Linked DNA regions of Homo sapiens: regions 1 and 2 are each linked to region 3. Evidence: chromatin loops called from intact Hi-C (ENCODE). Cell type or tissue: PC-9. All regions are shown on one strand. Region 1 has its middle 30 kb from the start of LINC00593. Region 2 overlaps LOC101929129 (a long non-coding RNA gene). Region 3 overlaps TLE3 (TLE family member 3, transcriptional corepressor).

Region 1 (4,000 bases), 290 kb before region 3:
CTGGATCTTGGCGCTGTCCCCATACAATCGCTTCATCTCGGCCTGGGACGCTGCTCTCTAGGCCTCTCAGTTGGGGCCTCTACCAACCAGCGGGTGTTGCAGTACAGGTCAGGTCGTGGTCAGCCTTCACATAGCTTTCCAGGTGCTCTGCATCCAGCTGCTGTCACCACCGTCCTTCTCTGTGCCTCTACCGAGGCACTCTGCAGAGTACTGGCGGAGCTCTTTGGTGATTTCCATATTGCTCAGGTCACATTCTACCTCTGCATCTAACTTGATCTCCATCTCTTCCTCTTTGGACAAATCTTGGTCTTCTCTTGTGGATGCCTGGATTCTACTGCTGTCATGTGGCTGCTGCCCAGACCCTCTGAAATGTAAAGAACTGCACGGGGAGTCCTGCCAGGTCACATGATGGCCATAGAAGGACTAAGGATACGCAGCCTGGTTATCGTAACAGCTTTGGGGAGGAAGTGCAGGAGGGAAGTACCAAGGAAGACTGCAACAGGATTCCCCGGCCTTCCTGTAGGCATTGTGGTGGCTTTGCATCGAAGCCATTGCTTGATGATAATGTTGCCAGTATCTTGCATATATCGGATGAGAATACCAAGGCCTGGTAGCTTTCAATGTTCATGCCTTCACCGCTGCCGTCTCTGATTGTGAAAGTCCAAGTGGGTGCCGAAACTCATGGGCTCTCAGCTTGCATATCCTGAGCGGTGGCCAAGCAGGGGCCTAGTTTTCCTTCCTTAGTGAGAAGTTTTAAAGATTCCCTGGTCACTCATTGTTTTGAGCTAGATGTCTTGTGAATTAGTAGTTGGCACACACTTATTGCTTACCCCTCCCTCACATTCATTTCTTCATCGCCTAACAACAGCTCCTGATTGGACTTGGGGTCAAGCCCTCTCTTAGCCCAGGTGGCTTGGGTGGGGGTTCTTGAGGTAGAGCACATGACCCTGACCTAAGCCAATCATCACTTCTCATTTCCCAGGTCACAGCAATTAGTTCAGGGGTGGGCATGTTACCAGAGGCTAGTACAATCAGAATGAAGTCAGGACTTTTGTGGAAAGCAGGCTCAAGTCTCCCTGCTAGACTTGAACCCTCAGGCTTGTGAAATGAGCCTTGGGTGTTACCTTGAGTTTGAGAATAAAGCTGAGGACTGGAGAGAGGTCATATATTGGAGACAGCACAGAGCTCCTGATCCAGCCTTGCCTGAAGCTGGCCCTACCCTTTGATCTTTTAGTAATAGGAACTAATAAATTTTCTTTTAGGTTTAAACACATTTGGGTCAGATTATAAGTTAACTGAAGTAGAATGAGTCCTCACTGATACAAGTATGATCAGCAAAAGAAAAAGACCAAATATAATAAGGAAGACATATTCCTTGATATTTATAGTTTGGAAGGCAAAAAGGTTAAAGGGGACCATTCTCATATCCCCATGGAATCCATGGAGTCACAGTCAAGCACTCCTGGAGGGATCTGGGTGCCGGCATCTCCAGCCAGCCCTGTGATAGAGATCTGAGGAGTTCCCCTTAGAGCTTCTCAAGGAAATCCTTGATGCAATAAGCCGCACACTTAGGGAAGCTGTTCTCTCCAGACAGGGTACAACTTGAGAAATGGTTTCAAAATGTTTTGACATGTTCCTGAATGGCAGGTCTATGGGAGAACAGAACGGGGGCTGTGGTATGTTTGAGGCTTTCTGTGACCTAGGGGTAGGTGTCAGGAAAGCTTCCAAACTCTCCCTAGAGGCCAAGCCAGGGCTGCCTGAGAGGCTGGACAGTGGGCACTCAGGCCCCACTGGGCAGGGACACCAGTGTGTCATGCTTGTTGTCACACTTGGCTTATTTGCTCTTCTCCACCAGGAATTCTGTGGGGCAGGGGATTGCACACTGCACACATCACAGCTGCTCATCCAGGGTTCAGGGAGCACAGGTGTTGTGGCACTTGCTTCATCTTGAGTGGCACGGAGCACAGAGCAGCCCCTGTGGAGTGTGGAAACACCAAACCCTGAGTCACCACTGACTGTTGCCCTGGGCATAGAACCCCAGGTGAAGGCACTTAACACTGGTTATCCCTGTGCATCCAGGAAGCTGAATGGCGGCCAAAGAAAAAAGTTACAATGCAGTCAGGCTGGACCAGAGAATTCCTGCATGTGCAAGTTTGTGCGTGTGTATGTTTTGGAAGTCAAGCCAGATGTCGTCTTTCCTCATGTGACATTTGGTATCTTTTTTCCACAGCAGTGTTCCATTATGTTCTAGTTCTTGAAAGAGGCAGTGAGGCAACAAGTGTACGACGAAATTGATTTGGGAAATGATTTATGTGTATTATAGTCTTCTCTTAGAGGATCACAAAGTATATTAGCATATTAAAGGCTCTGAGAAGTCCTGTAATAAAGGAGCCTGGTTGATTGAATGATTGTGGAACTCATTGTGGGTGGATCATTCGCATACTGGATGGAATGGGGTGCCAGGCTGACTGTGCAGAGGGTGATTAGTCCCTGAAATGTAGATAGGGGCCACCTAGAGAATGGTGGAGCGTCGGACATGGATGGGTGAACTGACCAACTGGGCTATGCATTTCAGCCCCAAAGCACTTAAAGCATAAGGTAGATTGTAAGATCCTGGAGTTCACCTGCCTTAAACACCTCCTTTCATAGGAGAAGGACACCAAGGTCGTTAGAGAAGAACTGAGTTACTCATGATCACCAGTCAGAGCTCTTGGCTGCACCACATAGATGCCGATGTTGGATACCTAGGGAGAATGAGATTTGATGGAAGGATATGGAGAAGGCCACTGAACCCACTGGAAGACTGGAGAACCAGGTCCAGAAAACAAGCAGAAGCCAAGGGAAAGTGGGCTGCTGAGAGCATAGCCAGATCATGCCACGAAATCTGATTAGCCCACTTCAGCTACGGCCCATGATGCATCAGAAATGGACCCATGGCTCTCTGTGTTCTTCCCAGTGGGTACAGGTGATTGGCTGAGCACAGACTGCGTTCCCCTCCCTGGCTGTTAGGGTCTGGGAGAACAGGTGGGAGGCTTTTGTGGCTTCTGCAGCAGAAGCCCGGAGCCCATCTCTCCCAACGACTCACACAGGAAGGAAGCCCCCATCTGGTTGGGGGCAGAATGAGGTTACAAAGCCCATCTCCTGTCTTGCAGTTCAGATTATGCAGCCAAGGGTACTCTTTTACATAAGTGTTTAAAATCTTGATTTAATCAGCAACATAGACCTTGCAGCGTTCCTGCTTCCATGATAGAAGGATATGAACTATTTGAAACATTCGCAACTACTGCTCTCCTTGGGGATTCCTACCCTCCTTCCATTCTTTACTCACTGGCCTCATGGTAGAGTAACTAGAGCAGAAATGCAGAGCGAGAGAGAAACAAATATGCAGCTTTCGAAACCCATGGCAGAGACAATAGTTTGAGAGTCTCAAAATCTTGCCTTTCGAGAATCCGAGTCCTGACACACAGAAATCAGGAGGACTAGTGTATGGTTTGTTAAGCTACTTTTTCCCACCTACCCAGTCTACATTAATGACTCCCTGAGCAAAGAAAAAAAAAAGTCCTTAGAAGGAAAGAGAATTAAATGCTGGCATGAATCTCTGGGAATGGTCCTGCCTACACGTTCCACGCTCTCAAACTCTGAAGTTGAGGGGACGATAGAATCTCCAATAATTTAGGGGATCAGAGAGAAGAGAGACAGGTGCCCCCACTCCGTGGGGAGGCAGGAAGCTCCATAGAGAAGTCCCAGCATTCAGTGTCGTGAAGGACCAATAGATAGGCAGGAAGCAACCTCCGGGGGGTTCAGGACGCATCACAAGCCCTCATCCCCCCGGTGTTGTGTAGCGAACAACAGAATGTTTCTGAGTGTATCTGATGGTCCTGAGAGCCAGAAAACCTGGAGGGCCTTGAGCCTGGGATGGTAGGATGTAAGAGCAGGTGCAGGTGTGGACCAAGGGCAGGAATGAGGATTCCCCACCAGTCCACAAGGGGTGGCCGCCACC
Region 2 (4,000 bases), 95 kb before region 3:
CCAGAATTGTAACTGAGAATCCAAACTACTATCTCCAAATTGAGTCTGGTAACCTTAGACAGAGGCTGGCCTCTTATGTGCCCATTCTGTGTCAGCATTTGGGGGAAGGTAAAAAACAAACAAACAATGAAACAAAACAATCAGCCTGGCTTATCTGAATACGCACAACACCGCAGAGACGGCGCCAGTGGAGGCATGCCTCAGACCACGCCATTAACAGAGGCCCCAAAAGTTCTCAGCCCCGTCTCCATCCCACAGCACAGAACTGCTCCAGTGGAGTGAACCAGTCAGGGTGGCCTCGACTGACCTCTGCTACCTGCTGGTGTGTACACAGTCTCGACTCGAGCCCCCTCAAAGCCCGCGTGAGAAAGCAGGTGCTGCCTGCCTGCTCCATATTATTAGAATTCATTTCCATATGTTCCTTTCATCTTCTCTCCAGGATAATTGTTCTTCTGGGGCTCAGGGCGTGGGAGGGCAGGAGGTGCACACTCCTGTTTATCAACTCACTAAATGCCTGCTTTAAATTAAAACCCACACCACATGCTGGCTCACACAGGAATAATATTAAGACCAACTGTTTTCCTGCCTCCTGCTATCAATGCCAAACTGATTTAAACCCGCGTTTCCTTTCCATCTAGGGACATCCATTCTGGAAGTATCTAGCAATAACCTAGTTCCTACAGCTCCCAATCCTTTTTTTTTTTTTCTTTTCTCTTCTCTTTTTTTTTTTTTTTCTCTTTTGAAAGACCCTCCTGCACTTAAGAGGACACACAGCCTGAAAGATCCTTTTATACCCTTTACTGTCAGCCAAACCCTAGTCCAAACAGTGTGTCTGTTTAATCAGTCAACAAGCCATTATTGTACCTTCTCAGTGCCAGGCCCGGTGCTAAGTCCTTCATATACATAGTCTCATCTAATCTGATCTAATCCTCCCAATAAACCTGAGAGAGGTATTATCATCCCTTTCCAGAGGAGAAGCAGAGGTCTGGAGAGGAAGAGCGACCTGCTCAAGGTTAGGTGGCTGCGGGCGGTGGAGCTGGCAGTCCTGCCCATGCTATCTCACTTCGGAGCCCCGCCCTCTGCCCAGCGGCTGGCCACCAATCTGCTCTCCATTATCCCAGCTGCTCCTCTCACCCCACCTGTGGCCAATAGGCCGGGATCATTGCCTGTTCTGTACGCACACGGGATCCAGACTGCACTGGCAGTTACTCACCTAGAGTGATTTCATCAACAGGAAGGATTCTGCTGCTGAGGCAAAATCCACTTCAACGGCCTTCCTTTGACTGAGGTGAGCCCACTAATCCTCTGGGTTAAAACATATGATCCTGTTCTATGGTGAGTAGTTCTATGCAAACCTAGCCCCAAAGCCTAAGGAAGCTGAGAGGCCAAAGAAAGAGGCCAAGAAACCCAGGTTCTCAGAAAGAAACATTTAATAGGGACTCACGAACAACCCATGTCTTGGGTGGCTGCAAGGCGCAATGGTGGACGCCTGCACTGCTACCCCCAGACCCAGGGCTCGTATGCCATAGGGAATTTGCCTAAGGGCAGGATTTATAGTAAGTATGTGTTTATGGTAACATCAAGGTTGTTTTGATCTAAGGGCAGGATTTACAGCAACTACATGAAAGTAGAGATCTTAGAGGCTTTCCTGGAGCTGGGGTTAATCAGAAGTCAGCATGGCACATTAGCATCCAAGATGGAGTCACTTCAGCCTCCACAGGTCCTCAGACATCCCCTTTAAAATGCACCTGCTGTCAGTGTAGTCAGTGCAAAACAAACAGCCCCAACATTTAGTAGCTTCAAACAACCACCATTCTATTTCCTCATTCTTCTGTGGGCCAGTAGTTTGGGCTGGGCTCTTCTGGGCGGGTCTTCTGCTGGTCTTGTCTGGAGTCACTCATGCAGCTACACTCATCTGGCAGCTCGCCCATGGCTGCTCCTCATTGCTGCCAGGGGCTCCAAGGGAACAACAGTGGAAGCTGCAGGACCTCTTGAGGTCTGGGCTCAGAAGCTCCATGACATAACTTCCTCTGCATTCAATTGGTCAGTGCAAGTCGCAAGAGGCAGAGAAATCCACTTCACCTCTTACTGGGATAAAGGGTGTACATACCGGTATTGGGGGGAATTTGTGCCCATTTTTTTGCAAGCTGCCACACTTGGGAAGGTTGGTGAATTAAGGTGTCTCTAAAGCAGGTCTTCTCAGTCTTGGCACTGCCGACATGTTGGGACGGATGATTCAGGGGATTCCTGCTTTGGGGGACTGTCCTGTGTAATGCAGGTTTAGCAGCACCTCTGGCCTCTACTAGCTGTCAGTAGCACTGCCCCAGTGGGGACACACAAAAATGTCTCCAGACATCAGCTAATGCCTCCATGGAATGGGAGTATTGTCTCTGTTTGCTGACCATTGCTCTAAAGCAAGGGCCCCAGAGAAGTTGCTTCCCGAGCCTCTTGCAGTGGCTCCCCTTGGGCCCCATGATGGGCTCTCCTCAGTGCGGGCCAGCCGGAGGAGAGGGGGCTTTGAGAGTGAGAGGCAGGAGGTACAGTTTAGAAACACAGCCCCTGTGTTTTGCCAGCCCTACCTCAGCACAGCACTCACGGCCAGGCCAGGGCCAGGGGAGCGTGTCTTGGTCCCACCAGCCCACGGGGCAAAGGGCCCTGCTGAGGCAGGTCCAACTCTGGACTCTGCTCTCATCACCCCCAACTTCCTGCCACTCCCCAGCCCCACTGTGTGCTCCCCAAACTTCATTCAGCCACCTTTCCACGGGGCTGCCTCGCCAGCTCACACAGCAAGGCCAGGAGTGAGTCCAGCTCTGACAGCCTGGGCCTCACACTTGCCAGCTCCTGCCAGCGCTCTCCATAGGCAGTCGAGGACTCCTGAGTGGACTGACTGCTGGAACCACAGGCCTGCGGCCCACCTGGCCATGGGCAGCACCACCACCTGAGAAAACCTCGGCCTGTCTGCCGGCAAACACAGCTGGATCCACTTTCCATCCATATCCAGAATCTGACCACCTCCCACTACTCCCAGCCTGGCACCAGCCACCAGCACCTCTCACCTACATGCTCCCAGGAGCCTCCCACCTCGCCTCCATATTCTACACTTGACCCTACAGCCTAGGCTCCACCCAGTGGCTACCGGATTCTGCTAAAGCTTCAGTGTGATTGTGCTACATCTCTGCAACTCTGAAAATGGTTGCCATTTTCTCAGAGGTAAAGCCCAAATCTCTACTGTATACAACCAACGAGGCCCTGTCTGACGGGGCCTATTGCTGCTCACCCCACCTCCTATGGCTCCCGCCTCCCTCACCCTGACCAGCCACACTGCTCCTCGCTCCTCCTCCAACACGCCAGACACCCACCCACCTCAGGGCCTTGGCCTTTGCCCCTTTGTCTAGAATGTTCTTCCTCCACACGTTCACTTGCTCCCCTCTTCACTTTCTCCAGGTCTCTCCTCAAAGTCGTCATTTCAAAGAGGCTCCGTCTTAGCTCAGGCTGCTGTAATGACACACCACAGACTGGGTGGCTTAAACCACAGACGTGTATTTTCCCTAGTTCTGGAAGCTGAGAAGGCCAAGGTCAAGGCACCTGGCTTGCAGATGGCCACCTTCTTGCCGTGTCCTCACATGGTGAAGAGAGAGAGAGCTCTGGTCTCTCTTGCTCTCCTTACAGGGACACTAATCCCATCGTGGTGGGGAGGGGCACACACGTGGCCTCATCTAAATCTAATTAGCTTCGTCCCAAAGTTCCCACCTCCAGACACGATCACACTGGGGGTTAGGGCTTCAACATGTGGCTTTTAGGTGACGCACACATCCATCCTCATTTCACCCGCCCTGGCAACTCTTTTGAAAATGTCAACCCCGGACACTCATATTTCTCTTCTCTGCTTTATTCTCTCCACAGCACTCATCCACCCTAGCATATAATCCATTCTACTTTCTCTTATTTATGGTCTGTCTCCTGCACTAGAATGGAACTCCATATGGAGAGGTATTTCCTT
Region 3 (4,000 bases):
GAAAAGGCTGCCTGACCCAGCTTCTCAGAGAGCCAGTGCCTCAAATCCAATGCATGGCAATTGCTCTGGGGCCCCTGGTTTTAAGCTGGCTTTGTTATTTGTGGCTGACACTGGAAAGCCTCTGCACAAACAAGATGGCAAGTGATGAGCCGGTCAGTCATCACTGCCTTCCCAGACTCTCTGAACCACCCTTGACATTCTGCCTGGAAGCAGGGGGCTTGGTGGAGGTGGGTGACCTCTTGAAGTCCCGGGCCAGGCCTGTGATTCTGTAATCTTTGCTTTACCATAATTAGGGAGGGAGGCAGAAGAGCAGGAGGAGAAACCATTTATTACTTCTCTGGGATTTTGACAGCTTGGAAAAAGAGAGAGACAGAGAAACAGCCAGAGAAGGAGCCAGCCACAGTGAGTTTAACCTCTCAGTAAAATAAAAATGGGCTGGACGCACCTCATCAGCTGCCCTCTGTCAATACCCGGGCCCATCTGGCAGGACTCGAGGTTCCCAGCTAATTGGCATTTCCCATAGAGCCAGCAAAGGAGAGCTTTTAAAAAAAATATGTGGTGGTGATGGTGGAGTGCGTGTGCGTGTATGCGCGCAGGCTGAGGACTGCCACACTTCCCAAGGTGCTAGCTCTATAGATCATCTATTATATAAAAGTACAGACAGTCCCCACCCCCACCCCAGCTTAAAGATGAAGAATCCAGCCTGTTTGTTCCAGGCAGATGTAATCACACGAACAGTCAAGTCTAGAGGGCAGGACACTGCATGAATAATTCAAGCACTCCAGTCACTTGATTGTGTGTGCCGATAAAACACCAGTCAACCGCTAAACAGGTCAGCTGATAAACTTGTTTGCTCAGGCCTAACCACCATTCGCCAAATGCACCCAAGACCCACACTACAATTAGTGGCAGGGCTTTCTTCTACAGAACCCTTGCAAACCTAGGGAGTGGCCAGCTCCATTAGATCAGGGTTGCATTTCACGGCACAGGTTTCTTCACCTCCTTGCCTCTTTGTTCCTCCACAGCCACAGGGTGATTTCACCCAACTCAGAGACTGCCATAAGCTTGCAAAGCCACTGCATTCAGAGCACACATGTTCAGGCTGGGAACTCAGGCTAGAGGGCAAAGGTGAGTGGCAAGCAAGGTAAAGTGCCCAGTGGGGAAGCCAGAGGGCTGGATTTGAATCCCAGCTCTGCCCTCCTGGCCTCCCTGAAGCCTCAGTTTCCTCACCTATAAACAGGGGGCAAAGAATGCCTCTATCCACCACTGGCAGCTGAGAGGATTAAATGAGACAACGTAGCCAAACCCCAGGCATTCTCCCCTTAAGAACCTTGTTTGGGGAATGGCCAGAAATCCCAGATGTACACAGCTGCTCTTTATATAAACCCCACCACCAAATGCGTTAAGATATTTAACTCTTCCTGCGTTCACAGCATCCCCAGGACTCACAGAACAGATCTGCTGCGAGCCAAGGTGGATTCTTAGTGCCAAAGCACCATTCATTCACAGACATGCGGAACACCACCCATGCAGACCTCAACATGCAACGAGACATTACACCTTAATTACCAAGCTCTTCCAATAACTGCTGCTATAAATTTTAAACCTGGGTGCAATTACCCTCTTTAAACACACCCAAGATACTATTTGAGAAAAAAAAAATTAAGACAGGGCAGACAAAGGGAGGAAGTGGCACCCTGCATACACCCCAAGGTCCTTGAAACACCTGGGCCCCCAGTTCCATTTCAAGCATTCTTCCGGGACCTGGCCCCTTCCAGTTGCAGAACCTGTCTCTATTCTATTTTTCCAAGGAGAAATATCTTTACGTATAAAGCCCTGTCTATTATTTCTGTGTGTCAAGAAGTAAAAACATGGTAGCCTTCATGTGCCTTCCTAAGGGACTAACTAATCCCTCAGGAAGCCACAAGCTGGCTTCCCACACATTGCTCAATAAACTCAGGCCCCTTTCTGGCTTCCCTTCACCCAACACTGGGGGCTCCCTCCAGGAGGGGAAAGGAAACTACAGATCCCAAAGGCTCTATAGGAAGCCACCCGAGTGGGTAGGAATCTGCCCACTTTCCAGGGTCACCTGCCCTTCTCACCTGCCCTGGGTCCTGCCTCCTTAAAGAGCAAAATTGAAACCTTGTAAACGACTGTTAATTTAGAGCAGAAAATCCATTCAAGTCACGGTCACCAAAGGCTAGAATGAGTCAACAGCCTTCTGAGATTTCATGAACACCAATTGTTAAAAAGAACAACCGGCCTGCCTGCTCCATTTATACGTGCCAAGTCAACTCTAAACGTTGGCCAAGCCAAATTATAGGCAGCCTTTCCTCAGAACACAAATACACAAACAGGCCTCTCCCACAGCCCAGCCTAGCACTGGGACTAGTTACTGATATGCACTGAGATAAAGGGTGTTTGTATTTGCTCGGTTTGAGGTATACTGTTATTAGAAGAGTGACAATACCAGGTAGTTTACATATCCATCAAACGACACCACACTAGCTAAACTGGTTTGACTTCAGGATTTCAAAGCTGAGCTCAACCCCCAGCCATCTCGAAAGTCCTGGCTAGGCTGCCCCTGGGCAAGTTACTTCACCCAGGAGCTTCAGCTTCCTTCTCTGTAAAATGGGAACTCGGCTGCCTTCAAATCAAGACAGGGATGAGAAAGCCACCTTGTCAATGCAAGGCACTGAAGTTGTATTTCATTCTGGCTTCATATTTTTAAGCAGTTAGTGGCTTCGTTCCCTTAAATTTCGACAGCTCAGCCTGGCTTTTAAGGTTCTTGAAGTTTAATCTTATCAAGGCAGAACATCACATTTCTGCAAAAAGAAAAAAAAAAGGAGAAAGAAAAAAAAAATCCTCCTGCATTTCCTCTTGAGAATTTTACATTAAAACAGATAAAAGCAGCCAGCCACCTCTGGGCTTTCAGGAGTTTGTAAAGCAGATCCTGGAGGTACAACTTTCCCTTTGGTCCTTTATCCTCCACCGAGATCCAAGACCAGGACTAATTTCACAAGCTCAAATGCTAAAAGCTCAACATGTCTAAAAAAAAATCAGCAAAGCCTCAGACCTTGCATTTCAAGGACTGGATCCATTCACTCTTCAAGGAGAAGGGGGAGGAATCGAAGAAGCAGGCTCACTTTCAAACAAGAGAGAACATAAGAAGTCCACATATATAAGTTTTTAAAAAATGAAATATATTTTTAAAAGAGAAAAGCACTTACCTGCTTGTGCATTTCAATGTTCAAGCCATAGGACATCTCATAGTACTAAAAGTAAAAAGAATGGCTATTAACAGACAACACAGAAATCTGGTCATTTTTCAAAATCAGTTTTTTCTTGGAAAGGTTTTGGCCAAATCATACTTTTACGATACATTTGCTAAAGAAGTTTAAATCAAACCCCAAAGCCAGCTTACAGAGCGGTTTAAGAGCTGACAAGGGCGAGCGTTCCTCTCATCTCAACAGAACGTTATATTATGTGGTAGTAAGGGGAGCTGGGCCTTCCCTCCCACAAGCACCACATGTGCCCTATATCCTGTTTATACAAGGTTCAGGTTCAACAGGGAATCGTGTGTACACTGGGACCCTCTTGTCCTCTGAGAGTTATTTAGCACTGTGTCGAAGGCCTCTTATGTGGAAAGCAGTGCAGGGAGCCGTGCCCTCTCACAAATGAAGATTAAAACTTGCTGGGCAAAAGGAAGACAGTCTGCCTACTGCCCCAGCGTGGAGAAGATACCCAGCTGGGGGATCCCTGAGGAGGGGAGTGGAGGCAGAGAGAGCTTTACAAGGCCTCTCCACTCCTCACAACACCCTGGGGAAGGAGGGCTTCTGTCCTACTCTGGCTAGATCCCAGCTGCAAAGCAGAAAAGTTTCCAAACACTCCCAGGAGGTCACTAAGAGAGATTTTTACCAACCCTAATTTCACATGGGCTGGTCCAATCCTATCTTACTAGCCAAGATAGGGCAATGGCAATCAGCCCCTGGGAAACTTT

The links. A loop is a pair of places that touch in the nucleus more often than their neighbours do. Peaks named below come from ENCODE experiments on the same cell type or tissue, not always from the same donor. Only the 100,000 strongest peaks of a DNase experiment are listed, where the experiment ranks them.
Region 1: a loop joins it to region 3, with 6 times the contacts of the local background. A loop is called at or near these places in 6 of 110 quality-filtered maps.
Region 2: a loop joins it to region 3, with 4 times the contacts of the local background. A loop is called at or near these places in 1 of 110 quality-filtered maps.

The regions. Positions count from the first base shown.
Region 1 is chr15:69,803,405-69,807,404 of GRCh38, forward strand. It overlaps the pseudogene GEMIN8P1. Among named protein-coding and RNA genes, the nearest start is that of LINC00593, 30 kb to the right of the region's middle. RefSeq lists a silencer at 1,578-1,774. In PC-9, no CTCF peak of the experiment used is centred here; a DNase peak (open chromatin) is centred at 1,987.
Region 2 is chr15:69,996,192-70,000,191 of GRCh38, forward strand. The region is part of intron 2 of LOC101929129 (a long non-coding RNA gene); the gene reads right to left. Among named protein-coding and RNA genes, the nearest start is that of MIR629, 81 kb to the right of the region's middle. RefSeq lists an enhancer at 3,997-4,000. In PC-9, no CTCF peak of the experiment used is centred here; a DNase peak (open chromatin) is centred at 1,900.
Region 3 is chr15:70,091,302-70,095,301 of GRCh38, forward strand. It overlaps TLE3 (TLE family member 3, transcriptional corepressor), which reads right to left. Exons shown (of 20, transcript NM_001105192.3): 4 at 3,231-3,275. Among named protein-coding and RNA genes, the nearest start is that of TLE3, 4.6 kb to the right of the region's middle. In PC-9, no CTCF peak of the experiment used is centred here; DNase peaks (open chromatin) are centred at 850 and 2,440; H3K4me3 peaks cover 2,983 bases; H3K27ac peaks cover 2,325 bases.